Regions from separate parts of the Homo sapiens genome. Here region 1 is linked to region 2. Evidence: chromatin loops called from intact Hi-C (ENCODE). Cell type or tissue: Caco-2. All regions are shown on one strand. Each heading gives the region's core, and the rest is flanking DNA. Links, peaks and the distances in the headings are about the cores only.

The links. Peaks named below come from ENCODE experiments on the same cell type or tissue, not always from the same donor. Only the 100,000 strongest peaks of a DNase experiment are listed, where the experiment ranks them.
Region 1: a loop joins it to region 2, with 6 times the contacts of the local background. A loop is called at or near these places in 3 of 110 quality-filtered maps.

The regions. Positions count from the first base shown.
Region 1 is chr9:28,945,707-28,961,941 of GRCh38, reverse strand. LINGO2 (leucine rich repeat and Ig domain containing 2) reads left to right here. Exons shown (of 7, transcript NM_001258282.3): 2 at 14,028-14,124. Among named protein-coding and RNA genes, the nearest start is that of MIR873, 65 kb to the right of the region's middle. In Caco-2, for the core only: no CTCF peak of the experiment used is centred there; no DNase peak of the experiment used is centred there.
Region 2 is chr9:29,685,158-29,701,392 of GRCh38, reverse strand. No RefSeq gene overlaps it. Among named protein-coding and RNA genes, the nearest start is that of LINGO2, 480 kb to the right of the region's middle. In Caco-2, for the core only: no CTCF peak of the experiment used is centred there; a DNase peak (open chromatin) is centred at 9,172.

The DNA.
Region 1 (16,235 bases), core at 3,559-11,558, 740 kb after region 2:
CTCTTGGATGAAGTCAGAAGTAGTATTAACGTTAAGTTTTCCACAGAGGACTCTTTGAGTCTGCTGGTTTATAGAACAAAACAGACTTCTGTAGTTGTTACTGTTAGCCAATTAGCACTCCCTGGGGAGAGAACTTGATCAGGAATGAGAACACTATATAGAAAAGCAAAGCACAGAGAAAAGAGGTGTCTCTTGAGGTTCAGTGGATGATTTTTGTTCTGTCACTGATTTTTTCACCTTGAACGATGGTTACAGTCTGTATAAATTCAGCACAGAACTCTCCGTGCAGTTGTTTATAGCTCCAACTTTCAGACTTTTCATTACAGGAGGTTCATTTTCTCTTTCTGGGTTACATTTAGCACTGAGATGATAAATAGCTCTTCTGGAGCTGGAGGAGGTTTTGAGATTATAAATTGTAGTTTAAGTGCATATCCTATCTTCTCCTGAGCCCAAAAGGAAAGGATATGGATGAGTCCTACTCCATTTACTCCTTTTTAATAAACATGCAAAATACAATTATGGGCTATGTATTATGGATTACGTTACAAGTTATTCCCTGGCTATGAAATCCTAAGCCATATATACCCCAAGTATATAAATCGCCAGACTATGCTAGGGGCCTGAATTTGCCTAAGTCCTTATTTGGCTGCTTGAAACTAGAAATTCAGGGCCTGTCTGCCAGGATGGGAAAAAAAGGAAGGGGAAGGCAAACCTATGTGCATTCTTGCTACAGATCAGACTCTTGCCGGCGATAGTATGACAGTAAGATTGTATTGCCATCTAGAGAATTGTGCCTATTCCAATTATTCCAAACCTTACAGTATATAGCTGGATTTCTACTATTACCAATGTCTGAATGCTTCTTAGCCAAATAAATCTACATGAGCATATCAGAAATATACATGAGCATAACCATTTTCTGATTTCATGGCATTTGGTCATTTTAAAGACAGCTATGGTGCTTCCTCCATTCCTGTAGACCTTGTGATTAGTAGTGATTCATATGTAGTGAATATTAAATAATTCAATATTTTGTTAAAATTTAAATAAAGGTGTCTTGAGTGAATGAATAAATGAACAAATGAATTAATAAATTTACTTGATTTTTTTCAACATTTTCTAGAATATGGACTGTTCTGATGACTCAGCAACCATTATTTTATATAAACATATTTTTGGCATACTGATCATAGAAGTGGTTTTTGTAACCTATTTATAAGTTACATCTGCCTATTTATTTTTAGAAATAATTTTCCCACATATAAATGAAATATGTGCCCACACAAAAAAATTAAATAATATCAGAATACTTTAAAGTGACAATTATACATATTTCTTATCACTCACAAATGAGCACAGATAATAACATTTTAGGACACTTCCGTAACTTTTTTCTATAACACACAACACACAGAGACATTTTCTGTTTGTTCGTTTTAGAGAAAAGGTCGTACCCTGTCATCTAGGCTGGCTCCATCATATGACTCCATCATAGCTCACTGTAACCTCATACTCCTAGGTTCCAGTGATTCTCCTGCCTCAGCCTCCTCAGTAGCTGGAACTGCAGGTGCCCACTGCCATGCTTGGCTAATTCTTTTGTGTTTTGTAGAGACAGAATCTTGCTGTGTTGCTCAGGCTGGTCTTGAACACCAGGCTTCAAGCAATCTTCGTGCCTTGGCCTTTCAAAATGCTGTGATTATAGGTGTTCTAATTATTTGCTATCTTTTCTTAGAGAGGGAAGGGTGTTTTCTTGAGAGCTATCTTTTTTAATTAAAACTATAATTAAAATGCTTTTAGTCAAAATCCTACACATATCAAGAATAGATTCATGAAAGTAGAATTTCTATGTACTTTTTTGCTCCAAGAACATTTGTTACTTTTGAGTCTGAATAGTGTGAACAACCTAACTCACTTATGCTGAAAATCTTAACACCAGCATTAAAGATTTAAAATGTAATTGTTACAAACACAAAATTTAGCATTAAAACTACCCTATGAGGACCATTTATTTTATTATCTTTGAGATGTACACTATATTTACCCACATGGTTATTGCTACCACATAATTGCAGCTTTTAGAGTTGGTATATATTAAAAGTCTGAGCTCTAACATCCAAAATGTCTTTTATGTTTCACTATGTCTAGATGACATTTATACTTTCTTCCAGGCCTTGAAAATTGCCTGGAAGCAGTAGCCATTTGTAAACAGTCACAATAATTCTGTTTGTCACTATTCAGTATTAGATAGAACTGGGCTGGTAGATTAAGTGCTGAATCCTTGGGTTCATTGTTCTCTGTGTGTGTGTGTGTGTGTGTGTGTGTGTGTGTGAGGGAGAGAGAGAGAGAGAGAGAGATAAAAGAAAAGAGAAAGGAACTGAAGGAGAATATGAGTGATAAATAAATTTAATTCCTTGTTTCTTGAATCATTTTTGCTCCTTGGTGATCCTATACATGTATCTAGTTTTTCTCATCCTTATTTTGTCCACATCTTCCTTTAATTTACTCCTCTCCTTCTATTCTCATGTACCTTTATTATTTGGGTTATTATAATGTATCTAGACCTCACCTCTGATCTATCTCTTTTACCTCAGCAATTTATTTCCCAATTATTATATCTACTTTATTGTTCTTATGAGACAATAGACTATGATAATTTTCCAGAAATAATTTTGTTTTCTTCCTCCCATCTTCTAATGTTGAGACCGTTTCTCTGTTTTCTTTCATCTCTACCCTCAGTCTCATAGGTTTATTTCTCATTTCCAATCCAGCGATTTCAAAACCTGTACAACAAACCAACTCAGCAGACCTTGGCAACTTGAGGAGATTTCACAAACATGAGCAGTACATGCAGGGTGACAGGCACTTACACATGCACTGGGGATTAGGTGGTGAAATACACCAAGCTACACCACAGATTTCTCCAATGATTGTGTTCCACCAAGTTCTACCACAAAGTTATCTGAGTGATCCTGTTGAACATTGTCCCATGTACCAGTCCCTGCTCTTTCCCTTTGCATGTTGTTAGTTTTGATGTCATCATCCTGTTAGTGGTTATTAAGAGCTGAGTCTCTGAGGTCTTGGCATCATCTTTGACTGAGGCTCCTTCCTTGGATATCATTGCCATGGCCAACCTCTCTTTCTCTCAGTCTCTCACTCCTCCTCATCAACTCAACACTCTTCTCTCCCTCTCCCCCCTCCCTTCCCTTCTTCTCCCCTTCTCTCCTTTTTTCTCCTCTTCTCTCCTTTCTTATCATTTGCAGTGTACCTCACAGCAGTTTAACCTGCCTAAAAAGTAAAGCGTAGGTGCATAATATGATAAGGGGGCTCATTGTACGGTAAAGGAGGGGAGATGCCGATTCCTGGAGGGCTGATAACCTGTCAGATACAACTTGGTAGGTTTTAAAACATTCCCCTTACACTGGAGAGGCTGTCGGCATTCTAAAAAAGTGTCAGCACCCCTTTTTTCAGTACCTCAGGGAATCTTTTTAGACTACCTCTGCTGCCATTTCAAACTTGTTTTGCCATTACTGTATTATCTTTTGCTTCTATTGTCTGAATTCATGTGTTGTCTTTTTGCCTAGATACTCTTATTAAATATTTTGTTAATAATTTGATTCATCATTACAGGGTCACCATGAGACATTGTCTCTGGCTTTTCTTCAGCTTCACATTCTACCTGCTGAGGTCAATATCATTACAATCCTTAAATACAGCTGCAGCTCCCAGAATCCAGTCCAAGGTTAGACTCATCCAGTTAACAATGCAGAATATTCAGATAGTCTATGACATGAGTCTTAATGGATGGTCATCTGTTGGCTACTACGATTGCACTGAATAAAGAAACAATTAGCAATGAAGGAGCATCATTAATAATTTAGACTTTGGAATCAGACAAACCTAGATCTGATCACAAGATTTGCCATTAAAAGCAGTGTGACTTTGAAAAAGTTTATGTAACTACTTTGAGTTTCAATATAAAATGGACATGTTAACAGCACCAACCTCATAGACTTATTATAAGCATTCAGATGCTATAAGTAAAGAAATTAGTGCATTGCCAAGAATATAAAAAGTGCTTAATAAATTATTCTTATTGTCTCTATTTTACTGGTAAGTGGAAATTCTAGGGCAAAGTGATCTATGAATGCGTTTTCCCACTAAATGTTAAAATCTTCAGGTAGATTTTACTTTGCCAAACCTCTTTTATGATGGTCTAGGTATTGCCACATAAAGTGATATAAACAATCAAAACAACAAAAACATGAACAGATATTTCACATCCTGAAAATGGAAGCCACTCAACTTGTATATATTCAAAATTTATATTCCACAGATTGGAGACATTGAGACATCCATAAGTATGGACTTTATTACTGCCACCTGGAACTGTGAAGCCTCACCTTTAAGAGATAGACAATAATCAAACAAAAATCATAAAGTTTAAGAGAATCTAGAGAATGCTGAACTAAAAGAAAGAACATACCCATAAAATAAAGCATTAATGCTTACTTCAGGCAGATAATTTTCATTCTCTTTCTCCTTCAAGGTAAAGACTCCTAATTCTGCCAAATTTCATGTGCATCCCTTTGTACTTTTTGAAATTTGGCATTGCATTGCATGGGGAATTGTATGTAATTCCTGCAATCCTACATTAATTTCCTGATCTTTTCAAAAGGAAATTTCCTCTTGTGCTCATTGACCTAAAAATTAAGTGGTGGTAAGATAATCATACGTCCCAGGGTGTGCTTCACATGCACAGTGTCTTAGTGCGATGCTGATGATATCCAAAGAGACTAAGTAATAGGCTATTCTCCATGGCCCTCAACTGCCAGGCTTCTGAATATGTTGAGTCCAGACACTTGGGTTACAGAGGCAAATGGAGCTAATTTAGGGGACAATTTCCTGTGCTCCCACTTAGTCCTGCTTAGAATCATAGAATCCTGGATTCATAAGGGTTTTTAGCAAGTACGAAGTTTGGCATTTCATAAATTGTTTCCCAGGGTAATGTTATCATCCCAAGAGATGGCAATATGGAAAAAGAGAAAGAAATTCTGTGTTTAAATCAGTTTAAATATTTTCTTTCATTGTGGTAGTCTTAGAATCTTTATTATGTTAAGTAGACTGTGAGGGAATGACAAGGAAAGAAGAGGAATAAAGGCAAGAAAAGGAGAAGGGAAGGGGAGGGGAGGGAAGGGGAGGGGAGAGAAGGGGAGAGGAGGCAGGGGAGGGAGGAGGGAAGGGAGGGAGGAAGGAAGGAAGAAAGGAAGGGAGGGAGGAGGGAGGGAGGGAAAGAAGGGAAGAAGGAAAGGGGGAGGGAGGGAGGGTGGGAGGGAAAGAAGGGAGGAAGGAAAGGGGGAGGGAGGGATGGAGGAAGGAAGGAAGGAAATATTTGTCAAACTTGATTATGTTAGCATCTTCTAGTGCACAAGCATTATACGGAATAGTCTGGGAAATACCAGTGTGATTCCCGCACTTCACTTTACAGATAAAGAAACAGTGCCACTTCAAGACAAAAACCTGTCACTTTAATAAAAATCAGAGTACAGTTTTAAGTTTTTAAATATTAACCTGAATTGGCAAGAGCACAGGGAGAGCTCATCTTCCTGTTTGGCATCACAGCAGCTGGTGCTGGTAGCTCTTTCATTCTCCCTGCTCATGTTTTTTTCCCCTCTCCAACTAAGATTACATACAGCTTTTCCTGTCCTTAGAGACACTTGATACCAAGTTGCCTTTGTCTTCATAATGGTGAATAGCAGCCCAGAATTCCCATTTTCATGCCGTGGACTGATATGAAACCTAATCTTATTGACCACTCCCCACTCTTCCTTTTATACAATGTGAACACTAATAGGAACACACTGTAATGACACAGAGTCACCTAATTTTTTTTTAACCTGTTTCCATTTACTTACAGTGAATATAGCATTCTGTCTTTCTGTGTGTTTTCCAATAATAGTGTTAATATTTAGGAATTACTTGTTTGTAATCTTGTTTTTAAATGTGAGGTGGGGCTGGGCATGGTCGTTCATGCCTGTAATCCCAGTGCCAAGGTGGGAGGATTGCTTGTGGCCAGGAGTTTGAGACCAGCCTAGGAAACATAGCAAGACCTTATCTCTACATACATACATACATCCAAAGTGGTTCCTTACTGTGTCTCCATTTAAGAATCTGAACATATCTAATGTTTGATAGAGAGGACCAGTGGCAATTCCCTATTATGGTTAAAGGGAAAATTATATGTTTAGTTCTCCTGAAGATTCAGTTTCTTTAGGCCTTACCAGTGAGATTTGATAAGTGACAAAGTAAAGCACTTACACTACATCTCTCACCCAGCCTGGTAATTATGTCAACCTGGAAGATGCCCAGTGCCAGGTCTCGTTCTCATGCACCAAGACACCTCTTTTATGCTGCAGATTCCTAGGTCTATCTTCTTCCACTGCAGGACATCCCTTACTACCTCCATCAGCAGTCAGTGTGGCTTTCAGGTCATGGCAGAAGGAAAAGGCAGCAATCTTCCTAATCCACATGCAAGCAGACACTCCCATGCATCCATAGTCAATCAGCCTCACAGAAGAGAGAGAAAATCTGTGACTACTTGAAAACTATGTCAAAGCAAAGATTTTTGCCTTTCCTTTCATTGACAATCTAATATGATAGCATACTTATTCTCTGTCTCCTTCTGACTCTGTTTCTCTTTGCCTGTCTATCTCTGTTAGCTTTTGTGTCCTCAAAACATTATCTCTCTCTCTCACACACTCTCTCTCTCTATTTCGACTCTATGATTGTTTCTCTTTTTGTCTCCCTCCTTTCACACTTTCCTCCTTCTCTCCCTATATTTATTGATTTCCTAATCTCCGTTTCTTTTTGTCTATAACTTCATGGGTCTTCTGTGTCCTCTCACTTTCTTTCTCTATCTCTGTCCCTCTTTTGCCAATTCCCTCAGTTGATTCAGGGTTTTTGACATTGGTTCGGTATGAGTCATTACAGTCCCAGGTATGGGGTAAGCAATTATGAGCAGGGCAGTTTCCCTTGGTCCAGCCTTAGTTATTTTAATCTTAATCTAAATCCTTTCTAACTCACGAGAGTGATGTTACTGAAGGTGGAAAGTGGTATCTCCACCCTGGCCTAAAAGAGGATTGTTTATACTCAAGTTCCTAGAAACACTCTAACACTTCAGTTTTTGTTTTTAAGTCACTATTTGATAGTCATTCTCAAAATTCTTGTCCGTGTACCATGGGAGTTCCCAAGATCCTTTTGAGCCGTGTGCTAGGTGAAAACTATTTTTAAGTTAAGACTAAGGTATTATTTGTGTCTTCATTGTGTTAACAGTTTCCATGATGGTGCAAAGGCAATGGTAGGTAAAATTTCCAGAATCTTAGCACAATTCAATCTGGCAACACCAGACTGTTACTAGCAGTCACTGTATTTTCCACCATCATTTCTTTAAAGTAAACAAGCAAAAAAAAACAAAATGGCAGGTCACTTAACAGTGTCCTTTATGAAGTAGTATGCATTATTTTTTATAACTTGTTCTTTGAATAAACACCATCTTAATATCCTTTGTGATGAAATGTGAAGTATGCATAAAGCACATTTGCTGCAAACTGAAGTATGATGTTTTCTAGAACAAAAAGTACTTTTGTAATTGAGTTGCACACTGAACTAGCTACTTTTTCATTTAACATCATTTTAACATAAAAGTGTAACTAATAGTCAAACTAAAGCTATTGAGGCTTAAGGTATTTGGCATATATTTCTCAAAAATAAACAAAGTGATCTTGTAACTTCAAGGAAAGCAACTATTTTGTATTTGTATTTGTTGCCAGTGATCAAGTTTGAGCTTTGAAGTAAAAGTTAAAATTTTGAAAATTCTTTGTGCTACCATAGGTGTGACACTTCCCAATACTTTAAAATTATTCGGATAAGATTAGCGGTAATTTTAACAAGAGTAATTTTTAGTATTTTGTATGTGTTAATAATTTGATTATGCCTAATTTAGTGAACCAATATTTTCTGGATCACCAGTGCATGATGATCAAGCAGTCATAGATAAAGGATCCATTCACAATAAGAGATAGCCAGTGGATTTTAATATAATAATATGAAAAGTTATTTGATTTGGTTTTAGATTTTATATTGTAACTGATCTTTTAGAAACTACTACTCATAAAATGTTGCTATGCTATCAAAGAAGTATTCTACAATAACTTTAAAAGCAGTAAAAATCTCTTTCTTTTCTCCAAAAATACATGTCTATATCAGACTAGATATTCTTCATAGGTTTCCACTAAAATAATATATCACACAGGTTGAATGCAGATTGAATAAGGCTATTTTCTATTAAGTCAAATTTTAAGGAAATTTACAAAAATATAGAACAGTCTCACTCCCCTAATTTTTTTGTTTTGGAAAATATAATTATCTTTCATAAAAATGTGTCATTTATGTTACTGTTTTATGGGTTTATTTTTATTTTTAAATTAGTGTTTTCATAATAATTAACTGATAATCAATGACGATTGTTAAAAGTTTTTCTCAGCTTTCATTTCTAATATGATAAATGAAAATTTATATACATTAATTAATGCTCTTCATTTTAAAGAGTATATAGACCCTGATTCCTAAACGTTTGAGCACTGATATAAGACAACTTTCTATCTCCTCATACCCATTTACCTTAATTCAAGTTCCCAGAAAAATACCTGAGTAGTAATGATACTCAAAGAATGGCAGAGAATCTCAGTAGTAATGATAAATGTTCAATTCAATCATGCCTCTCTTTTACTTTGAACCAATAGTCTCAGACCAAACATATGTACCCCAATATTTAACTCTTGTAGAGTGAGTACATTCCTCATTAGTATTCATTATGGCCAGTCATTGTTTATCCCATGTTGATGCTGGGAATGTAATTTCTATACCCAGTAAACATTTGGAGAGTTATTCTATGCCAATGCCAGACATTGTGCATACATTTCACTTACATCTTTTATTTTAATCCTTAAAAGAATACTATGAAGGTAGTGATTTGAATCAGTTATGGGTAACTTATCACTGCATAACAAACCACTTCAAAACTTAATGACTTAAAACAAGTATTATTTTATTTGCTTTTAATTCTATGGGCATGCGTTTTGATCTGAGGCTCAGCTTGGTGGCACTTCTACTTATCTCTGCTGGGACATTCATGCAGCTACAATCATCTAGCAGTTCCACTGAGTCTGGATGGTCTAACGTGGCTACTTCTCTGTCTGACAGTTGGTGCTACCTGTCAGGGGGCCATAGGTCTCGAAAAGGCCAGTGTGGTTTTCTCCTGTGGTGGTGGAAGAGTTCTAAGAGGGCAAGAGGAGAAGATGCAAGTCCTCGCAGTTTCTAGGCTCAGAAGTCACATTCCTCTACATTTTAGTGGGCAAACAAGTCACTAGGCAAGCCTAGATTTAAGAGATGGAGAAAGAAATTTTAGCTCTGGAAGATGAGAATGGAAAAATTTCATTGCAAAGAGAGTATGTATAGAGATGGCAGGAATTATTGCAGCCATTTTGAAAGCTGTATATCACAGTGTCATTAGATCCATTTATAGATGAAAAAACTAAGAAACAGAGCTAGAAAGTAGTGAGGTCGAAATTTGAGGACTTGTCTTTGTGTTGCCAAAACACATACCCTTAACCATTAAAATATTTAGATAGATAGATATTGAACCCATGATTTTAACTCTTAAGAGTAAGGTTAGATGAGGCTTTGGTTCTCCTGCCATCTTTGTTTTTTTCCTGTACCAAGTGACCACTGACTGTCTATCTCTGCTGCCACCTACTGTTGTGGGTCTCCATGCCCCGTAAGTGTGTGGATGGATGGGCTCTCCATCCACGCACTTATCTGACAAATGTGTTTGAGAACTAATGTCAGAGACCCTTTTTAATAATCGCCATTCTGACTAGTGTGAGATGGTATCTCATTGTGGTTTTGATTTGCATTTCTCTAATGATCAGTGATGTTGAGCATTTTTTCATGTGTTTGGCCATGTAAATATCTTCTTTTGAGAAGTGTCTATTCATATCCTTTGTCCCATACTTGTTGTTTTAACAAGGAAATTTTAATATAATGGGTGGATTAAATATTTGTTGGAGAGCTGGAAGAGGAAAAAGAGGCCCCTGAAGTTATACAGAGAGAGTAATCTCAGGAAGCACCTCCACCCTTAGGGCTTGGGGAACGAAATGAAAAGCTGGGGCACTGGGAGCTTGGAAAAGGGACTTCGTAGATCTCTATATCACACTTCTCAGAAGTGTTGCTATGCAGCCAGTGTTGGTGTCTCAGAAGCTCAAAGCAGAGGCCTTGGGAACTCAAACTCAAGAGCTCTCAGGATGGGATACGAGCCACCTGGGGGTGGCACCTCTGTCAGGTCAGAATAAGCTGGTTCTGGAAGGATTTGAAAAATCGGTAGGCAGAAATGACTGCCGCTGACAGGGTGCAGGATGATTGCTAAACAATGCTGACAGCAAGAGAACAGGAAAGAATAAGCCTCTTTCTCCCTTTCTTCACCCCACCGGCCTGTCCCCAGTGCCCCCCCACCCCCATTGCAGAATCTAAGGAAACCATCTGGCAAAGGAAAGTGGTGTGCAGAGTCCCAAACCCAAAATCTCAAAGCAGAATATAGAAACATAGGTTTGGTTTTAGGTCTTATGTTTAAGTCTTTAATCCATCTAGAGTTAATTTTTGCAGAAGGTGTAAGGAAGGGGTCCAGTTTCAGTTTTCTGCATGTGGCTAGCCAGTTTTCCTAACACCATTTATTAAACAGGGAATCCTTCTCCATTGCTTGTTTTTGTCAGGTTTGTCAAAGATCAGGTGGTTGTAGATGTGTGGCATTATTTCTGAGGTCTCTGTTATGTTTCATTGGTCTATATATCTGTTTTGGTACCAGTACCATGCTGTTTTGGTTACTGTAGCCTTGTAGTATAGTTTGAAGTCAGGTAGCATGATGCCTCCAGCTTTGTTCTTTTTGCTTAGGATTGTCTTGGCTATATGAGCACTTTTTTGGTTCCATATGAAATTTAAAGTCATTTTGTCTGTGAAGAAAGTCAGTCGTAGCTTGATGGGGATAGTGTGAATCTATAAATTACTTCGGGCAGTATGGCCATTTTCACCACCATATTGATTCTTCCTATCCATTAGCATGGAAGGTTTTTCTATTTGTTTGTGTCCTCTCTTATTTCCTTGAGCAGTGGTTTAGGGTTCTTCTTGAAGAGGTCCTTCACATCCCTTGTAACTTGTATTCCTAGGCATTTTATTTTCTTTGTAGCAATTTTGAATGGGAGTTCACTCATGATTTGCCTCTCCGTTTGTCTATTATTGTTGTATAGGAATGCTTGTGATTTTTGCACATTGATTTTGTATCCTGAGACTTTGCTGAAATTGCTTATCAGCTTAAGGAGATTTTGGGCTGAGACAATGGGGTTTTCTAAATATGCAATCATGTCATTTGCAAGCAGAGACAATTTGACTTTCTCTCTTCCTATTTGAATACCCTTCATTTCTTTCTCTTGCCTGATTGCCCTGGCCAGAACTTCCGATATTATGTTGAATAGGAGTGGTGAGAGAGGACATCCTTGTCTTGTGCTGCTTTTCAAAGGGAATGCTTCCAATTTTTACCCATTCCATATGATATTGGCTGTGGGTTTGTCATAAATAGCTCTCATTATTTTGAGATACGTTCCATCAATACCTGGTTTATTGAGCGTTCTTAGCATGAAGCGGTGTTGACTTTTATTGAAAGCTTGTTCTGCATCTACTGAAATAATCATGTGCTTTTTGTCATTGGTTCTGTTTATGTGGTGGATTACGTTTATTGATTTATGTATATTGAACCAGCCTTGCATCCCAGGGATGAAGCCAACTTGTTTGTGGTGGATAAACTTTTTAATGTGCTGCTGGATTCAGTTTTAATGTGCTGCTGATGGATTACGCTTATTGACTTGTGTATATTGAACCAGCCTTGCATCCCAGGGATGAAGCCAACTTGTTTGTGGTGGATAAACTTTTTAATGTGCTGCAGGATCCAGTATTTTATTGAGGATTTTTGCATCAATATTGATGAACAATATCCCTGTTCATCAGGGATATTGGCCTGAATTTTCTTTTTTCTTGTTGTGTCTCTGCCAGGTTTTGGTATCAGGATGATGCTAGCCTCATAAAATGAGTTAGGGAGGAGTCCCTCTTTTTCTATTGTTTGGAATAGTTTCAGAAGGAATGGTACCAGCTCCGCTTTGTACCTCTGGTAGAATTCGGCTGTGAATCCATCTGGTCCTGGGCTTTTTTTGGTTGATAGGCTATTAATTACCGTCTCAATTTCAGAACTTGTTAATGGTCTCTTCAGGGATTCGACTTCTTCCTGGTTTAGTCTTGGGAGGGTGTATGTGTTCAGGAATTTATCCATTTCTTCTAGATTTTCTACTTTATTTGTGTAGATGTGTTTACAGTATTCTCTGATGGTAGTTTGTATTTCTGTGGGATCAGTGGTGATATCCCCTTTATCATTTTTTATTGTGTCTATTTGATTCTGCTCTCTTTTCTTCTTTATTTGTCTGGCTACATATGTTCTATCTATTTTGTTAATCTTTTCAAAAACCCAGCTCCTGGATTTATTGATTTTTGAGGGGTTTTTCGTGTCTCTATCTCCTTCAGTTCTGGTCTGATCTTAGTTATTTCTTGTCTTCTGCTAGCTTTTGAATTAGTTTGCTCTTGGTTCTTTAGTTCTTTTAATTGTGATGTTAGGGTGTCGGTTTTAGATCTTTCCCACTTTCTCCTGTCGGCATTTAATGCTATAAATTTCCCTCTAAACACTGCTTTAGGTTTGCAGCTACGAGACAACAACTTAAAAACACGAATTTCTTACTTGGCTTCTGTTGAAGGGGAAATAGAAGGAACTTTCATTGTTCAAAGTCTGTACCTGAAGTGAACCGATAAGAGGAATTGAGATGTCAATATTATTTAATGGGCCCAGCGGACTCTTTTGCATATCTAACTTTTAGGAAGAGAGATCCACTTGTGCCATCTAGTACCGTTGTAATTACTGTATTCGTAAAAATAGAAATCCAGGAACGCACTAAGAGAGTGCAGCAACAGAATTTGTTTTAAAGTGACTAATTTAAAATTGATCACTATGACATATCTCCTTGAGCTTGAGATGTTTTACACAATCAGGTTTCAGTGTTTTCAATACTGTGATTTGCATAACCAAGATTTATTTCATTATTTTGTAGAAGATTTATTGTAATGAAACCAAAATAGCTATTAAAGGGTATAGACCTAGCCTGGCAAATAAATGTGATTTCATTGTATTTTATGTGATTGTAGTATAATTTCTTGCAATAAATTTGACTTTTAAGTGGTATGTGTATGTGCATGTGCATATATGTATCTGTGTGTGAGAGCGAGAGTCAGAAAATTGCTCAAATTTTGCCAAAAGAGCCAAATAAATACCTGGCAAATTTATAAATGGCAAATTTATAGATTTATAAAAGCTTTAGCTTGCAAAATTATCAAGACTAGAATATATAGGTACAGAGTAATATATTTTATACTAATGTGATGAATGGAAACAGATAAATGTGTTTCATTATTGTATTATGGTTTTTATTCATTCAACTTTTAGAAAGACATCCACAAGCATCTGAAAAAGAGAAAAGCTATATATTCAAATTATTTTTCTTTCTCTAACACACTGTAACTTGATTGCTGTCCTCCTTTTTCTCATCTATATGCTATTGCTGATATTTAGTTGATTTTTAATATACATTTAAGAATACTCATTGATTTATGAAAACACATATAATAAAATGCATTACCTGAAAATGCAAGCAATAGTGTCATCAAGGATGGGTACATCAAATTGGATTGGAAGTAAACATTTTTTTAAATAATTAGGGCAAAACCAGCAAGATGGAGAATGATGTGGAATTTTAGCTGAGCACTACTGAAAGAAGCTAGGTTTTTATTTTCCATGTTCCCAAGAGTTTCTGTTTCATTTCATCTAGGAAATCCACTGGAGATGGTTTCAAGATATAGGATCCTTATATGTGAAGTATCCCAAATGAAGTTGGAGCATCCATGTTGAAATTGCTTCATGTTGTGGTAAGAGGAAAGTGATTCTTAATATGTTGGTCCAATTTCATACTATATATACATATTACATATATATAAAGGAAATGTATATATAATATGCATATTATATATAAATATACAGACGTGTATATGTGTGTGTGTATGGGTTTTCTTCTTACTACGAGCAGATAATGACATAAAAAATATGGAATTTTGTAACCCAGTCTACAAGTTTGAGATTCAACAAAAAGTCTATTATTTTGCAGTGATTATTTTCTTGCTCCTGAAGTGGAGTAGGGCACAATAGCAGACTCAAATTTGTTCTTAATTTCCCACTATGTGTATGTACATTATTTATGTTAGTCAGTAAGTTATCATAACAGCCTTAAGAGGTAGATATTATTATCCACAGAGTAAAGATGCAGAAACAGAAGTTCAGAGAAATTAAAACCTCATCCAAATTGATGAAACTAGCAAATGGCTCAAGAGTGATTTGACTGCAAAATCTACTCTATCACTGCCATGCTGCCTCCTTGGATGAATATTTAAAATATAAGCCACTATTTTTTATGGCACTATCCATGAAGAGTTGTAATTAACGAAATGTTTATCTGAAACATTCCATTCAGCATAATGGAAATTGAAGCTTCTATATCTATATCTATATAGATGTAGATACAGATATATAGATATAGATATAGATATATAGAGAGATATATAGATACAGATCTAGATATAGATATATATTTTTTACATAGAAGACATTTGTTTGAGGAAATTTCAGATTTCTGGTTGAAACCTTTAGAATTCCAGTACACATTTAGGATATTAGTTTATAAATGCCAGAACACAGGTTCTTTTGTTCCTGGGACTCAGCAGTACCATTGGAATTAGTTGCTTTAGGTAGCCTACCTGAAAAATTTCAAACAAGTCTATCCTGGTGATCATGAACCACATATGTACTCTGTCTCTGTGAGTCAGATTTGCTTGGGTTATTCAACAGTGATGCCTTGGAAGGCTGTAAAGCACTCTCTCTGTGGTAGTCATGCCTATAGTCTTGCTTCTGTATTGGTAATAGCACCATTTCTGTGGGAGCAGATACCATGTCTATTGCTGAAGATTACATTTTTACTTTCTGTGTTATGTAATGGGGGGAAAAAGAAAGCCAACTCTCAGTGTGAGATTCAGAGGAGCAGTCTTCAATTATCTCCAGGTTTCAATGTATGGTTTCACTTTTTAATAGGAAAAAGCCTACAAAATTAGTGAATGCATGGAAGATATTAGGCTAGACTCTCCAACATCAATAAGGACAGGCTTCTTCCAGAGCACCAGGGGAAAGGAATCTGGGCAATTCTTTACTAAAGCTATTTTTGATTATTTCCATTCTGAGAACACCTGAATAAATGTCCATATCCCTCCTATGCTATATTGCTTTTCAATTCAAGCATCTTTAAAAAATTTTACAGAAGCTCCTAACCAAACATTTCCAAATTCCCACTTGATGTCCAGCTTCGGATTGATTTTAAAAGTTTTTTTAAAATAGAATTCTCTCTGTGTAGGGGCACATTTCTTTCTGCTTTTTCTCTGTAGTAACCCTATATTTGCTTCTGTTTTACCTACTTTGAAGTAGTGATCAAGTTACTAAACATCTTTTAGCCTCAGAATTCTCATTAAAATATGAGGTTCATAACAGTCAGATTGCTTACATTTTAAAGATTACAAAGCATATATGTAAATCATCTCGTTCTTAGAACATTACTGGTGATCTTTCATATTAGCTATATATCTAGATCTACTGATAGGTTTGATAACATACAAATCCCTCAAATATTTATGAGGAACTTTTTGGAATCTTCCAGAATAAGGACAAAATTGGGTTAGGAGATTGGTGTGACTCATGAGGTTGGTGGGGAGGAGGTGAAAGGAAGCCTCATCTTTATCAGAAGTACCTAACCTAAAACAAGTACCTAAAAATGAGCATTTTATTCATTTATTACCATGCCAGAAGCAATAGATCTTTACCTTAGGTTTGTTCATATAACCTGTATGACAATGTTCCGTTATCATGAGGCTTTTTAACATTTGCTTCTCTAGGGCAACAGTTCTCAAGATTTAAAGTGTTTACAACCACCTGGAAAGCA
Region 2 (16,235 bases), core at 5,374-13,373:
CTCCACTGATATGAATAAGCTTATCAGCTCAATATTTCAACTCTTATCCATTGTGTAAGCCTCTGATCTTCCTAATAATTTTGAATTTTGCCAAATTGGCCAGTTTCTGCTATTTTCAAGCTAACACCTCTTATATAATCTATATTTCCAATTACATAAATTTTCTATGGCATTATACAATACCTAAATGTTCATTCCAATAACTAACCAGCAGCAGATTATGACCATAAAGAAAAAGGCTTGGCCTGCTGACTTTCCTCTTGGTCTGTGTGATATTTTTTCTTTAGGAAATTATTTCTTCCTATGCTTAAGAGTTTGGATCGTTTGTTTTTAGCCATCAAATGGAGGAACTTTTGTGCAGCAAAGCTGAACTGCGTATGTTGATCTCTGGTAAATTCCAGAAAGTGTGTTCCATGGGTGAAGGGATTTTGTTTGCTTCGATCTCTCCTGTATTCTGAGCAGCTAGATAAAGCCCTTCCAGCACATTTTACTCACCAAACAATTTTTTCAGTAAATGAATAAATATACGAGATAATAATTAAATGTTCACATACATAACCAGAACACATTTTTCTCAATTTGAAACCAAATTATGTTAGGTCTGCACTGGCATATCTAATGATAAAATTTCTGCTTTTGATAACATACGACAAATTTCCCTAAAGGCCAGTGACAAATTATCTAACTTTTGATGTTTACATCTTATTTATTTGTCTAAAAATATTTTTGCAGTGAAATTGAACTTTATTGTCCAATACAACTATTTGAGTAATTGTAAAAATATAAAATAATTTAAACAATATTAAATGATTCAGTTAAACTCATAAGTTTTTATCCACAGAAATTATGAAATGGCTAAATTTACTTCTGAATGGCCTACTGTTATAGCAAAAAAAAAATCCACATAAAATGGGAAAACTGGCCAAAGTTATCTCTAAGTACAACATAATATATTTAAATGGCAGCTTGAGGGAAAAGTTTACAAAAATTTTACATATTTTTCTGTCAAGAAATCAGAACCACTATATTTTCAATAGTTAATCTTATTAGTGGTTCTTTATCCTTAAGATGTAGATCCACAATCTGGTCCTCGATTTATTTTAATCCTCAATATAACTGTGACTGGGGCTGCCATCAGTTTCTTTCCAGATTAGCAGAGGTTACTATGTCCACATTAGCTGTAATCAGATTTTAAAAAAATTTTTTTCAAATTTTATTTTAGATTCAAGGGGTACAGGTGGAGGGTTGTTACATGGGTATATTACATGATGCTGAAGTTTGGGGTATGATTGATCCCATCACCCAGGTAGTGAGCATAGTACCCAATAGTTAGTTTTTCAACACTTGCCTCTATTCCTTCCATTCCCCTCTAGTAGTCCTCAGTGTCTATTGTTGCCATCTTTATATCTGCGAGTACCCAATTCTTAGTTTCCTCTTATAAGTAAAAACCTGTAGTATTTTTTTTTTACTGTCCCTTCATTAATTCACTTAGGATAATGGCCTCCAGCTGCATCTATGTTGCTGCAAAACACGATTTCATTTTTTCATGGCTGCATAATATCCCATGGTGTATATGTACCAGATTTTCTGTATTCAATCCACTTTTTATGAGCTCCTGGGTTGATTCCATGTCTTTGCTATTGTGAATAGAGCTGTGATGAATATATGAGTTTAGCTGTATTCCGGAAGAAATTGCTTTTATTTCTTCCAGAGATCTTTCTCACTAGTTGGTCCAAACGTTGGAGGCCAGAATCACTCTAACCTGGCTAGATTCTTGAAGAATGAATGTGCATAAAGATAAAACAATAACAAAAACAACAAAAAAAATATATAAATAAATAAATAAGGCTTTAAAAAAGTTGGAAAACTAACATACAGAATTTTCCCAGCCTAAAAAACATTCCTCTTACTCTCTAGTCCTTTGCCTTGCCTTATTTTTTCACTGAGGTATAAATATTTACCTACTGGTTTATCTGTTTACTGCCTGTCCCACAAAAATGCAGAATCTATGAGAATGGAGAATTTTTAACTAAGTTTTGCTTATTTCTCTATCCATTATACCTAGAATGTAGCCTGGAACGTGTAGTGGTTGCTCAAAAAATACTCAAAGGAAAATATGGATTAAGGGATTTGAGTTTAAATTATTATTAGGAACACATCCTCTTTCCCTGTACCATAAAAATGTAAAATTCAATCCATATCTGTATAAGAGGCCCTGAGATAAGACATCAGTAACAACTATAAAGACTGATCAGCAAACAACATTTTTCATAAGGGAAATTATGAAGGCATGTTTTCCTATTGATTATTGAAAAAGCTTTCTAAGTTATATTATTATCCTAGTAAAATTTTCCATGTGTTTTTAGATTTTAGAAAAAGTCTCTGGCTTAAGATCTGGTTTTCAAATTTAATATAATTTAAATTATTACCATACCATAAAAACTCACTATCTCCATATCCTTTAAATCCTCTCTTAAAATGTGTCAATATTTTTTAAAAAATTCACCTAGTAATTGTTTCCAAGATTTAAGATAGACTGAAAATACAAGCTATATTTTTAAATTGTAATCCTACATTTACTTTTATTGTCATTTAATTTTTTTTAATATAACATTTTAGTTCTGGTGACATAAATAGAAACAAATGGTTTATTACAATATTAATTTTAAAAATTCTTATTCTTGCCAATTTTCAAAAACTGAATTTTTCCCAAGTTATTCTTTTATGTTTAGACAGATGGGTTTTAGTTTGACATTTAGCTACTTGACATTCAAGAACTAAAAAGCTACTAGAAAAACCAGGGTGGGCAACTACAAAATTTCTGAAAAACAAACACTAATCTTGATTCATGTGAAACTAATCTACAGCTTATGCTCTCATCACTTCAAATTTTATTTTAATAAGTTAATTATATTTTAGGCATAGTTAATATAATACCTATTGACCCATCAAATAAAAATTATCTTATTATTACAAAATGGTGATAGTCTAAGGAAGTAACTGTTTTTAGCTAATAATAATAGAGACAAAACAAATACAACAAAGTGTAAAAAAAAATGATGAAAATAACAAGTATCCTAAATGGAGTAGTTCAGTTTATCCAATAAGCTGAGGATTCAGGCCCTACTCAAATTAGATATTCCTCAGTAATTATTTTGAACTTCACTTCTAGTAAAATAAGTAACTTTTGCTTTATTTTTCTACAAATTAATGGTCATTCATGTACTATGGTACAGAAAGCTATGATTTTGTTCACATTTAATGCTTATTTGGACACTTGGGCAAACCTAGATCGCATTCTTAAGAAAATGTCCAGGCTTTCCTCTGGCCCAGAACTCCAAGATGAGACTACAAATCAAAGGCTTAAATTATCCTAACAAAATCTTCATCTTGTTCCTTTGACATCTGATGTCCAGAATAATTTTCCTTCAATCAGCAACTCAGATAATCTCCAAAATTTTAAAGGCATGTTCAAGGTTGAAAATTTTACAGGCATGTCCAATTGATAGGCTTTAACAAAATATATTTTGTTTTTCCTTAGAGAATTGCCTTCACTGAATAATATTTTAATATGATTCCCTTGGATTTTATTGGGTATCACCTAAAATTGATGCTTGGTACTTGAAAATTCATTTTCAAATTAAGACCTAGTAACATGTTTTCCACCAGATAAGTCATGTTTATATTTAGAAGTCATGCCAGTTTAGAATCTCTCTTCTTATCTTCCTTTTTCTTGGAACCTATGAAACTCAGAGTCAATTATAATTTCAACTTTTAATAAACATATTAATCTGGGCTTTTGCCTTATTTATTTTTAACTTAATCTCCATTTTTAAAATTTCTAAATCTACATTTAGAGTCATATTGCACAATATGTTGCCATATGCCACCTCAATAATGTTTAAAGTGGTTATAAAATGAATAACAAATTGAAATATAACCCATTAATTTTGTGCTTTTAAAATGTTTTTATTGAAGTGCCTCTAAAAGCTAAGTGAATGCATGTTCTGACCATTTAAAGGTGTAGTTTGAAGTTTCTACTATTGGTAAAGAGTATTTTTGAACACTATGTCTTATTTTAGAAAATGCAGGCAGATTGCATTTCATTCCATGACATATTAGGTGTCATTTATTATTAGCATAAAATTAATGTTTCAGTTGTTTTATCTTCTCAAAGTGGATGAGTCAACGTGCATAGTCATTCTTTTAGTATTAAATACTCCTAGCATGTCACCAGGAAACTATGATCAGAACATAGTTTGAAACTAACAACTGTCTTAGACATTCAGTAAAGAAGGCAGGGAGAAAAAAATATATTGTCGAAAATGACTAGATCCAAAATATACTTCAGGTCTGCTGATTTTGTTAATTATTTGCAAGTGATACTGTGACAGGTAAAACTAAATTCAATTAAACATAGTGTATATTATACTAATACTATTGCATTAAAAATAGGGGAAATCGTCTAGAGTCACACTGCATTCCAGTCAACATTATGTGAATGAAAACAGCAACATAACAGTATTTTCAATCTTTATAATAATTTGTCATAACACTAAACTGCCTTTGACTTCTACTGGAAAAGCAATTCAAATAGATTTCCTTTGAGTCATAAATGTCATTATTGTACATGGGTCATCCATAGCAAGTCATATAACATTAATTAGTCCCACCATCATGCCATTGGAAAAAATACTAAGCAACACCACTTACTGCCCAAATAAACTTGATTCATCAAGCATCTACTATGTCCTCTGTTGGCTTATAAAGAAAGTGCCCTAATTCATTTAAATTTCAATACTATCTGCCATAATCTGAAGGGTAGGAGTGAACAGGTATAGAAAATGTTGAAACAAATTAATATCAGTTCAAAAATTAATGTATTGAATTTCTACTTGTGGCAGTGTAACAGATGAGACATTTTGAACAACTCATGCAGTGCAAAATAGCTAAATGTTGAATAAAATAAAACTTTTTATCTCATTGTGGATATATTTTCTCAATCATTACTTTGCCCTGTTCTCTATCATAGTCATCTTGGAATCAAATTGTACATATATTAGACATAATACTACCACACAATTCACTGAGAATCTTCAGATTTCCTTATTCTTCTTGCTCTAGGGTGTGCTCCATTCTATTAGGAATGTCTTTATTTTGGGGTTTAGTTTGAATGCACTGGGTGCTCAGTGAGGGCTCTCCACTACCACTGGGCTAGAACTCAAGAATGTCCCCATAAGGCATAATTTATGGTATCACCAGTCAGTTCACAGCCCAGAAGTAGATGATGTATATTAGATGTCGTGAAGTCTTTGCCTACACTTGAGTAAAACAACCTTCACTCTAGTAACCTTGGTAAATTTCCATGCAAATTCTATATACCATCATGCGCTGCCTTATCTCTGGAACCTTTTCATTTTTGTGAGAAAGAACTCTAATTTCTGCCTCCGTAGCTCAGCTATGGTTCTCCTTAACTCCTATTATACAAGCCTTCCCATAAAGACGTGTAAGGTAATTTGCATGGGGCTTAACTTCTGTGTTTTCCTTTTTGCAATAATTATAGTCCTATTCTATCCATTGCTCACTGCCTGAAAACAGTTTCTGCATTTATTTTGTTTAGTATTATAGTTTTTTTTCCTGGGAAAGCAAGTTAGTCCCAGTTACTGTGCCATGGATGGAACTAGAATGCTTCTGACTGTTAATTTTTTATGTAAAATTATGTATTGGCATAATTTTCATTATATAAAATGGCAAACATTTTTGTATATCTTTGCTAAGTGAAACTCTCTTGGCATCATCAGAATTCTCCAACAAATAACTACAGTCTGTACCATCTTGTAAGTATGTTTTTTGACTAAACTAACTAAACATTATTCCTCATTACTGCTGTTTTCCAAACTTTGTCAAAACTGTATTTTTAATCTAGCTGCATATAAAAAATAAAGCTTAAAGGACAAGAATCATAATTTTACTGTTTAAATTTGTGGACCTAATGGTGTTTCTCTAAATTTAGCTCATTACAAATAAAATAAAATTTATCCTACTAAAAACAAAGTGAGCATATTTTCTGCTGTTCTGTTTCAGTCACAGTCCATCGAGAAGTGTTGACCGTCCCAGGCATTGAATTAAGTTAATAGTTGGAAAGGTCATTTAGTTTTCTTCATTAAGACTATGAAATCAAATTGGATCTAAATGTTTGCTCACTTAAAAATGGTCAATCTAAGGTGATATTTATAAGATAATTTTAAAGAACCTCTAGATCACTTATGTTGAATTATTATTATTGATCTTATTGTGTGACTAATTATCTCACTTGAAATAAATATATATAAGATAAAATATAGACACTTTGCTACATTCAAAACATAGGGTTCTAAATGATTACTTTTCATGACCAAACAAAACGATTCAAAGGCTGGTTTGTAACTTTATAGTTAATACTAATTAGATATTTACTGGTTTATTTTATTTTATTTTATTTTATTTGAGATGGAGTCTTGCTCTGTCACCCAGGCTGGAGTACAATGGCACAGTCCCAACTCACTACAACCTCCGCCTCCTGGGTTCAAGTGATTCTCCTGCCTCAGCCTCCCGAGGAGCTGTGGCTACAGGATGTGCCACCGCACCTGGCTAATTTTTGTATTTTTAGTAGAGACGGGGTTTCACCATCTTGGCCAGGCTGGTCTTGAACTCCTGACCTCGTGATCGGCCTGCCTCGGCCTCCAAAGTGCTGGGATTACAGGTGTGAGCCACCACACCCGGCTGACTGTTTTTTAAATTGACAGATAGCATTGTATGTTTTGGTCATTTATGATGTAATGTTTTGAAAGACATACATTATCAAATGCTTAAATCTAGCTAAATAACAAATGCATTATCTCATACAATTATCACTTTTGTTTTAAGAGCACATAACATCTATGCTTTTTATATTTTTCAAGAATACAATCTATAATCATTAACTATAGTTACCTTGTTGTACAATAGATCTCTTGAAATATATTCTTCCTAACTGTAATTATGTATCCTTTGACCAACGTCTTTCATTTCTCTTCCCCCACATAACCACGCAAGCCTCGGTAACCTCCATTCCTCTGTTTTTATGTGATTAACTTTCTAGATTACACATATCACTGAGATAATGTAGCATTTGTCTTTCTATGCTTGGCTTATTTCACTTAACATAATGTCCTTCAGGTTGATCCACGTTGCTGCAAATAGCAGGACTTAATCTTTATAGCTGAAAATTCGATTGTATATATATCCCATATTTTCTTTATTGATTCCTCCATTGATGGACACTTAGGTTGATTTCACACATTGACTAGTGTGAATAATGCTTCAATAAACATTAAAGTGCAGATGTGTCTTTGACATATCAAATCCTTTCTTTTGGATATATATCCCATAGTGAGATTGCTGAATCATATGGTCATTCTATTTTTAATTTTTTTGAGAAAGCTCCATGCTGTTTTCAATAATGGGGGTACTAATTTACATTCCCAAAAACAGTGTACAAGGATTCTATTTTTCCCATATCCATGCCAACACTTGCTATCTTTTGTCTTTTAATAATGGCCATTGTAACTTGGATAAGGTGATACCTAATTGTGGTCTTGGTTTGTATTTCCTTATTAGTGATGTTTAGCTTTTTGTTTACCTGTTTGCCATTTGTATGTCTTCTTTTGAGAATGGTCTATTCAGGTCTTTAGCCAATTTTTAAAAATAAGGTTATTTGTTATTTTTGGTGTGTTGTAGTTTTATGATCATTTGCCACAATAAATTTTTAAATTTCCCTTTTGATTTCTTCATTCACAAACTGGTTGTTTAGGAGTATGTTGTTTGCTTTCCATGTAATGTAATGTTTCCGAGTTCCTCTTGTTATTGATTTCCTATTTTATACCATTGTGGTCAGAAGAGATACATGATATGATTTCAATCATCTTAAATTTGCTGAGACTTAATTTGAGTCCTAACATATAGTCTATCCTGCACAACGGTCTATATGGCATTGAGAAGAATGTGCATTTGGTAGCTGCTGGATTGTCTGTAACGCCCATTTTGTCTAGAGTACCAGTGAATAATATACCCTCAGACGTTTCTGTGTTTCTTGTCAGAGTCTTTACCTTTAATCTTGAAGAACTTTCTTCAGCATTTATTGTAAGACATGACTGGTGATGATTAACTCCCTTAGCTTTTGATTATCCAGGAAAGTCTTTATCTCTCCATTTCTGAAGATCAGCTTTGCTAGGTATAGTATTCTTGGTTGACTGCTTTTTTTTTTTTTAGCATTTTGAATATACCGTCTCACTCTTTCCTGGCCAATAAGGTTTCTACTGAGAAATCTGCTTCTGCTGTTAGGCATATTTGCTTTCTTTCTCTTAATGTTTTCAGGATTCTTTCTTTGTCTTTGATCTTTGACATTTTGATTATTATACATTATGGGTAAAATTTTATTTGGATTGAATCTGCTTGAAAACCTTTGACCTTCTTGTACCTGGAATTTACATCTTTGGCTGGGTTTGAAAGGTTTTTGTTTTTTCTTTAAAGAAGCTTCCTATGCTTTGGTCTCTTCTTCCTCTTGATCACCAATAACCCATACATTTGCCCTTGTTATTGTTATTACATAAATGCCATAAGCTTTCTTTATTCCTTTTTAATTTTTCTTCTATGAATGTTTGTTTTCAATTAACCTGTCTTGGAGTTCACAAATTATTTTCTCTGCTTGATCAATTGTGCTGTTGATGCTCTGCATTCAATTTCTTTATTTTGTTCATGTATTCTTTAGCTTTAAAATTTGTTATTTTTTAAAAAAATTATTTTAATCTCTGTAAAATTTATTTGATAAATTTATAAATTCTTTTTATTTTATTCATATTTGCATAGTTTCCATAAAACAGTTATTTTGAATTTTTTTTCAGGTGGTGCCTACATCACCATCTCTTTAGGATCAGTCACTGTCACATTATTTTGTCCATTTATGATGTCTTATTTCCCTACTTGATCTTAATCCTGTGGCTGTGCATCAAAGTCTGTGAATTGATATTGGTACCTAACCAAGTTTTCACAGCATGGCTTTCTTTGGGAGGTTCCTTTGGCAATAGTGCTGTCCATAGATTCAACGCAAGTGAGGTTAGGTGACTGCGAGGTCTTTAAGTTGTTGAAGCACTAGGGGGCCCCCTAAGCCTAGGACCTCTGCAGCAGGAATCCTTTAACTGCTGAGGCTGACATAGTGCTGGGTCTCATTCGAAGTCCATGATCCCTGAGACCAGCATAGTATTGGGGTATACCTAAGGTCGTGACCACTATGGCCTGCCTGCCACTGAGGTTTGTTCAGTGTTCAAGGTCATTGTAGTCAGCCAGTGATGATGTGGATTAGATCTTGATTCTCTCTTGCCATAGCCACAGGTTCCTGTCTGGCACTGTCACGTGTCTAGAGGCTTTGCCCATTGGTGCTGGCCTGGGGATCTGCCCAGCACTCGGTTTTACAGCAGTGGGGCCTCTACTGATTCCAAGGCGAAGTCCTGGTTTATTTTTATTTCCTTCTCCACAGGCAGCTGGTGTCTATCTGTGCTGTGCTGCCTGGGGTTGGGGCAGGGGTGACATAGCTAATGTAAAACTTCTTCAATGAATCTTTACTCATTATTATGCTTAAACCAGGTACTGTGAACTCACATCTTGTTTCCTTAGCTCTTATGAAGGTTTTCTCATGCATGGATAGTTGTTCAAATTGATGATTCTGTCAGTGGATGATTTTGGAGAGTCTCACTCTGCCATTTTACTCCACGTCTCTCTGAACTGACTTTTTTTATAAATAGATATTTCATGTCTTAAAAACTAAACTATTATTCAAATTCAGGTATGCTGGTTACTGGAAACATGTCGTCTAATTAATTTGATTTATGGTAGTTTGTGAAAACAAAAATAATCTAAATCTAATTCTGTCAGGGTGCAACCAGAGAAACAGAGCCAGTAGAAGACATTTGTTTACCGAGTTATTGCAAGGAATTAATGTGTGCAATTGTGGGAGCTGGCTAAGAAGGTCTGAAGTCCATGGGGCAGGTGGCCAGGAAGAGCAGGTCAAATCTTTCATGTGCAGGTTGAATCTGTATTTCACAGGCAGAATTTCTTCTTTTTCAGGGAAGCCCCAGTTCTGTTCTTAAAGCTTCTCAGCTCATTGATTCAAGACCACCCAGATTATCTGAGATGATTTTACCTAAAGTCAGCAGATTATGGACTTAAACTATATCTATAAAATGTCTTTACAGCAAGACATAGAATAGTGTTTGACTTAATAACTAAAGACTGTAGCCTAGACTATGCCTGAGCATTCCAGCCTGCTTTTTATGAAGGACTGCCTTGTAAATTTGGTTACTATTTTGTTAAGCATTTGAACCCATATTCATAACAGATATTGGTCTGTAGTTTTCATTTATTGTGAGGTCTTTGTCTGGTTTGGTTTCAGATTAATAATGACCTAATTGAGTTGGGAAATACTATCTTCTCTTTTACTCATTGGAAGAGTTTGTCAAGAGTTGGTAAAAGGACTTTTTATAATGTCTGGGAGAAGATAGTAATGAAAGCTCCTGGGTCAGGCTTTTTCTTTATGATAGGTTTATTATTGTTACTAATATTATTATTAATCAATTAACTTGTAAGTCCTATTAAATTGCTTATTTTTGTTGAGTCAGTTTTAGTAATCAGTATGTTTCTTTAAAAATTGTCTATTTCATCTATGTTATATAATTTATTGGCATACAATTGTTTATAGTATTCCTTCCTGATATTTTATTTCTACATGATTAGTAGTAAAAACCTTTTATTTCTGATTCTATTCACTTTTTTTCTTGATCAGTCTAGCTAAAAGTTTGTCCATTTGTTGATCTTCTCAAAAATAAGATTTTGCGCCCACTTATTTTGTCTATCATTTTTCTATTCTCTCATGAATCTTAGCTCTAATTGTTATTATGTCCTTTACTATGCTTGATTTAGGCTTACTCTGCTCTTTTGTTCAGTGTCTCAGAGTGGAAGTTTGGGTTATGGATTAGAAATTTCTCTTCTTGATATATCCATGTACAGCTATAAGTCCCCCAATAAGGACTACTCTATCTGTACCCCCATTAAATATTGTTATGCTTTTTCATTTTCATTCATTTCAAAGTATTTTCTGATTTCCCTTTTGATTTTTTTTGACCCAGTAGTTATTTAAACATTTCTAAATGTTTTTCAATATCCATGTATTTGTGAATTTCCTAATTTTTTTTCCTTGATTGATTTCTAAATTTATTCCATTGCAATCACAAAACATATTTCACATTATTTCTATCCTTTTACATTTATTAACATTTGCTTTATGGCCAGGATATGGTCTATCATGGAGGTGTTCTATGTGCACTTGAGGAAAGTGTACATTCTATTATTGTGATGTGTTTTATAGATGTTTTCCAGGTCTAGTTGGCTTATAGTGCTAAATTGTTTATTTCCTTTATTTTTTGTCTAATTGTTCTATCCATTACAGAAAGTGGTGCATTGATGTATGCAACCATTTATTCACTTTGTTTTTTTCTACTTTCATCAGTTTTCATATAAATTGGTGCTCTGTTACTATTGATACATACATATTTATAACTATTGTATCTTCTTGAATTAACATTTTATCGTTACGTTTTTATCATTATAAAATGTTTCTCTTAATAAAATTATAGAATAAAATTTTATAATGATAAAATTATATATCATTTTATAATGATAAAAAATATGGGCCAGGCGTGGTGGCTCACAGCTGTAATCCCATGACTTTGAGAGACCAAGTCGGGTGGATCACCTGAGGTCAGCAGTTCAAGACCAGCCTGGCCAACAAGGTGAAACCCCAGAAAATTAGCTGGGCATGGTGGCAGGCACTGTAATCCCAGTTCCTTGGGAGGCTGAGACAGGAGAATCACTTGAACCTGGGAGGCGGAGGTTGCAGTGAGCCGAAATGGTGCCATGGCAGTTCAGCCTGGGCAACAAGAGAGAAACTCTGTCTCAAAAAAAAAAGTTATTAATAACATATTTTGTTTCATTATCTGCCTAGAATTATTATAGCCACTAATTCTGTGGTTGCTGCTTGTATAATATATCTTTATTCATCTTTTTACTTTCAATAAATTTATATTTTAAATCAAGGTGCTGTAGACAGTACACAGTTAGAATTTTAAATCCAGTCTTACAATAACTGTCTTTTGATTACATTTTTTATTCATTTACACTTAATGTTATTACTAATAGTGTTGGATTTGTGTCTGTTAATTTTTGCTTTTTACGTGTCTCATGTATTTTTTTCTTTCTGTATACTTTCTTTTTTCTTTCTTTTTTTTTTCTCAAAAACGGAGTCTTGCTCTGTCACCCAGGCTGGAGTGCAGTGGCGTGATCTCGGCTCACTGAAACCTCCGCTTCCCAGGTTCAAGCAATTCTTCTGCCTCAGCCTCCCGAGTAGCTGGGATTACAGGTGTGCACCACTACACCAGGCTAATTTTTGTCTTTTTAGTAGAGACTGGGTTTCACCCTCTTGGCCAGGCTGGTCTTGAACTCCTCACCTCATGATCCACCCACCTCAGCCTCCCAAAGTGCTGGGATTACAGGTGTGAGCCACCATGCCTGGCCTATACTTTCTTTTCTTCAAAAACTTTTTTTAATTGGGTGAATATTATTATTATTATTATTTTTTGAGATAGAGTTTCCCTCTTGTTGCCCAAGCTAGAGTGCAGTGGCATGATCTTGGCTCACTGCAACCTCCACCTCCTGGGTTCAAGCGATTCTCCTGTCTCAGCCTCCCTAGTAGCTGGGATTACAAGCACGTGCCACCACACCCAGCTAATTTTTTGTATTTTTAGTAGAGATGGGGTTTCGCTATGTTGGCCAGGATGGTCTCGAACTCCTGACCTCAGGCGATCCACCTGCCTCGACCTCCCAAAGTGCTGGGATTACAGGCATAAGCCACCACGCCCAGGCAAATATTATTTTATGAGGCATTTTACTTTAATATTTTTTACTTTGTGTAAAGGTTTGAGGGTTTTTTTAGTTGTTCCAGAACTGTGTGTGTGTGTGTCTGTGTGTGTGTGTGTGTGTGTGTTTGTGTATACACATATACATATATTTATCTATTTATTTATAAGCTAGATTAGTCAATCTAGCTAAAAGTTTGTCCACTTGTTGATCTTCTCAAAAAAGAAGCTTTTGGTTTTATATATATGCTTATGTATGTATTCCAAAATCACCTTCAAGTTTATACTAGCTTAATCTCAGCGATATATACAAATATTATTCCTGTATATTTCTATTCATTTGTCTTCCTTTTATGGTATTGCTATATATATTTATCTCTAAACATTTTCTCAGTCTGATACAGCTTTTCTCCCACTGACATCTTTTGTTTGTGTCGCTATTGGCAAATATTAGTAAAAGCTGCAGCTTGATATAAGCCTGACAATATATTATATACATATAATTTTATGCAATTTCTTTTGAAATCAGTTAAAGAAGAATTTGCATTTATATTTTATTATAATTACATAATTAACTTTACTGTTCCTCTTTATATTTTCGTGTGGAATTGAATTACTATCTGGGGTTACTTACTTTCCATCTAAACAGCTTCCTTTAATATTACTTATAAGGCGGGTATGCCTGCAAAAAAAAAATCACTTAGTTTTTGTTTATCTGAAAATGTCTTAATTTTACCTTCATTTTTTAAATAAAGACTTGCCAGTTGACAATTTTTATTTCATCAGTTGAATAGATTAGTCCTCTGCCTTCTGCCCTCCATTGTTTCTGCTGATAAGTTAGCTGTTGTTCTTACCGAATTTTTCATAGGTGACAAGTCATTTATTTCTAGGTGCTTTCAAGAGTTCCTGCTTGTCTTTGACTCTTGGCATATTTACTATGCTGTGTCAGTGGATCCATTTGATTTTTTTTTCCTTTTTGGAGCTCATTAAGCTTTCTGGATACATACAGTATTGCTTTTCAATAAATTTGGAAAGTTGTGAGTAGTTATTTCTTAAAATTTTTTTCTGTTTTTTTTCTACCTTCTACTAGTACTCCTATTACACATATATTGGTGCATTAATATTGGCAAAGATTTCTCTGAAGCTCTATTTTTCTTCATTCCGTTTTCTCTCTGTTTTTCAGATTGCATATCCATAGGTCTATATTCAAGTTTGTTATATCTGTTTTCTATCAATTAAAATCTACCATAGAATCTCTCTTGTGAATTTCTCATTTTAGTTATTGTGATTTTTAACTACAGAATTTTCATTCATTTTTCTTCTAATTTATATCTTATTAGTAATATTCTCTATTTTATGTAACATCAACACCATACCTTCCTTTGCTTCTCTCATGGCATTCTTTGAATTCTTTGAAAATATTCATAATAGTTACTTATAAGTATTTTTATTTTATTTTGCTTATAAAATTGTTATTTTACTTACAAGAATACTTATGTATCTGTCAAATCTTACTTCTGGTCTCTTTCAAAAGCAGTGTGTATAGCCTGTGTTCTTTTTTCCCCAGTGCAGTGCTTGTGTTATACTTTCTTTATTTCTTATCTTGTCTTTTTTTTTTTTTTTGCTGAAAGTGGACATTTTATATTATATATTATATCCACTTTTACTACTCCCTCTGGACTATGTAATTGTTATTTGTTTGTTTATTTGTTTAGACATTGGCTAAGTTATTCTAGTGAAGTTTATTCACCTCCCCTTTCCCCAACCTCACTGCAGTAATAACCGTATGGCGTTTTTCCTCAGAAGATAAAGCTGTAGTCACTCTGAAATAAAAATAGTTTTGACAGGGCTTTCTGGGTCTCTTGCTCTGATCACACACTGATGTTCATCTACGCTGCTCGCTGTTGATATTATCTTCAACAATGCCCTGGGAAATAAATTACTCTAATTTTGGCTCCTTTAAGGGAATACTTCCTTTAGGTGTTTGATATTTTTTTCTGATAGCAGGAAGGCTCCCCACAGCTGTTTTCTCCCTCTCCCTCCCCCTCCCCCTCTCCCCCACTCCCTGCCCCTGCCCCTCCCCCTCCTCCTCCCTCTCCCCTCCTCCTCCTTCTCTTCCTTCTTCATTTTTATTTTTTTGGCTCTCTCCTGCAAACTGGACACCCTACAATTTGTCCTGAATCTTCATTAGGCATAAAGTGTGGAAATCTCCTCTTAACTGCCTTTTGGCTCAACCTCCACTGTTCTAGGGAGCACTCTTAGGCTTGGACTTCTCCAGGTCCTATTGCAAATTAAATTACTTCCTTTGGGAAGAAATATGAAACTATTTATGTTATGTTTCTCATTTCAGAAAATATCTCAGTGCCATGGCTGTGGATCTGGACATGGGAACACACTTTTCTTTGAGTGATGCTCTCACTTTTGATGCTAAGAATTAAGGGAGCAAATAGAAAGTAGCCTGGGGTCTTCTTGGTTTGTCTCTCCTGGCAAGAAACCACTAACTTATAAGCCAGGGCAAGGGTACTTGGGAATCACTCATTTTCATGGTGCCATGTGTAAAGTCTCCATTTCATAAGTGATATCTGGGCAAAAGGAAGAAGTCTCATGTCTCCACCACATTTACTCAGAACTTAGCCATGGCAATAAGTAGCAGAGGGCAAGTTGAGAAGTGCAAATGTATTGTTCCTCCTGGGAAGAAATTCTTTTGACTTGGAGCTGGCAGGAAATGAAACTGTATGTTCTTGGCTACATTAGTCTGGAGGTTTTGTCTTAGACTGAAGAGGTAGAGGAAGAACACATTCTTGGTTTGAGTACTACACATTTTCCCATTTACCTGATTTTCAAACACTTTCTTGAATAGATTTTTTTAATTTGTTGTCTTCCATTAGAATAATTTCCAGAGCTTTGAAATTATTGTATTTGTTAAAAAAGAAACACACTAATGATTTTTACCATTTCACTGGGGAGCTGGTCTGAAGGGCTCCTCATGCTATTATACTATGAATTTATCAAGTGTAAAATTTTAAATTTTCATTTTTGAAACAATCTTGGCATTCTAAAACTATACACCTCACTTACTTAAACAATGTGAGTCAATTTTTCAAAGAAAATCTTGAAACTACATATTCTTATTGAAAAAAGTTACATTTTTTGACCCAGGGCTTATTTTTCCGCCTGGAGACACATTTCTCCATTATCTATTTGGCTGTGGTTTCATTTCCTTATTGACATTTATATTCCTATTAAGCTCTT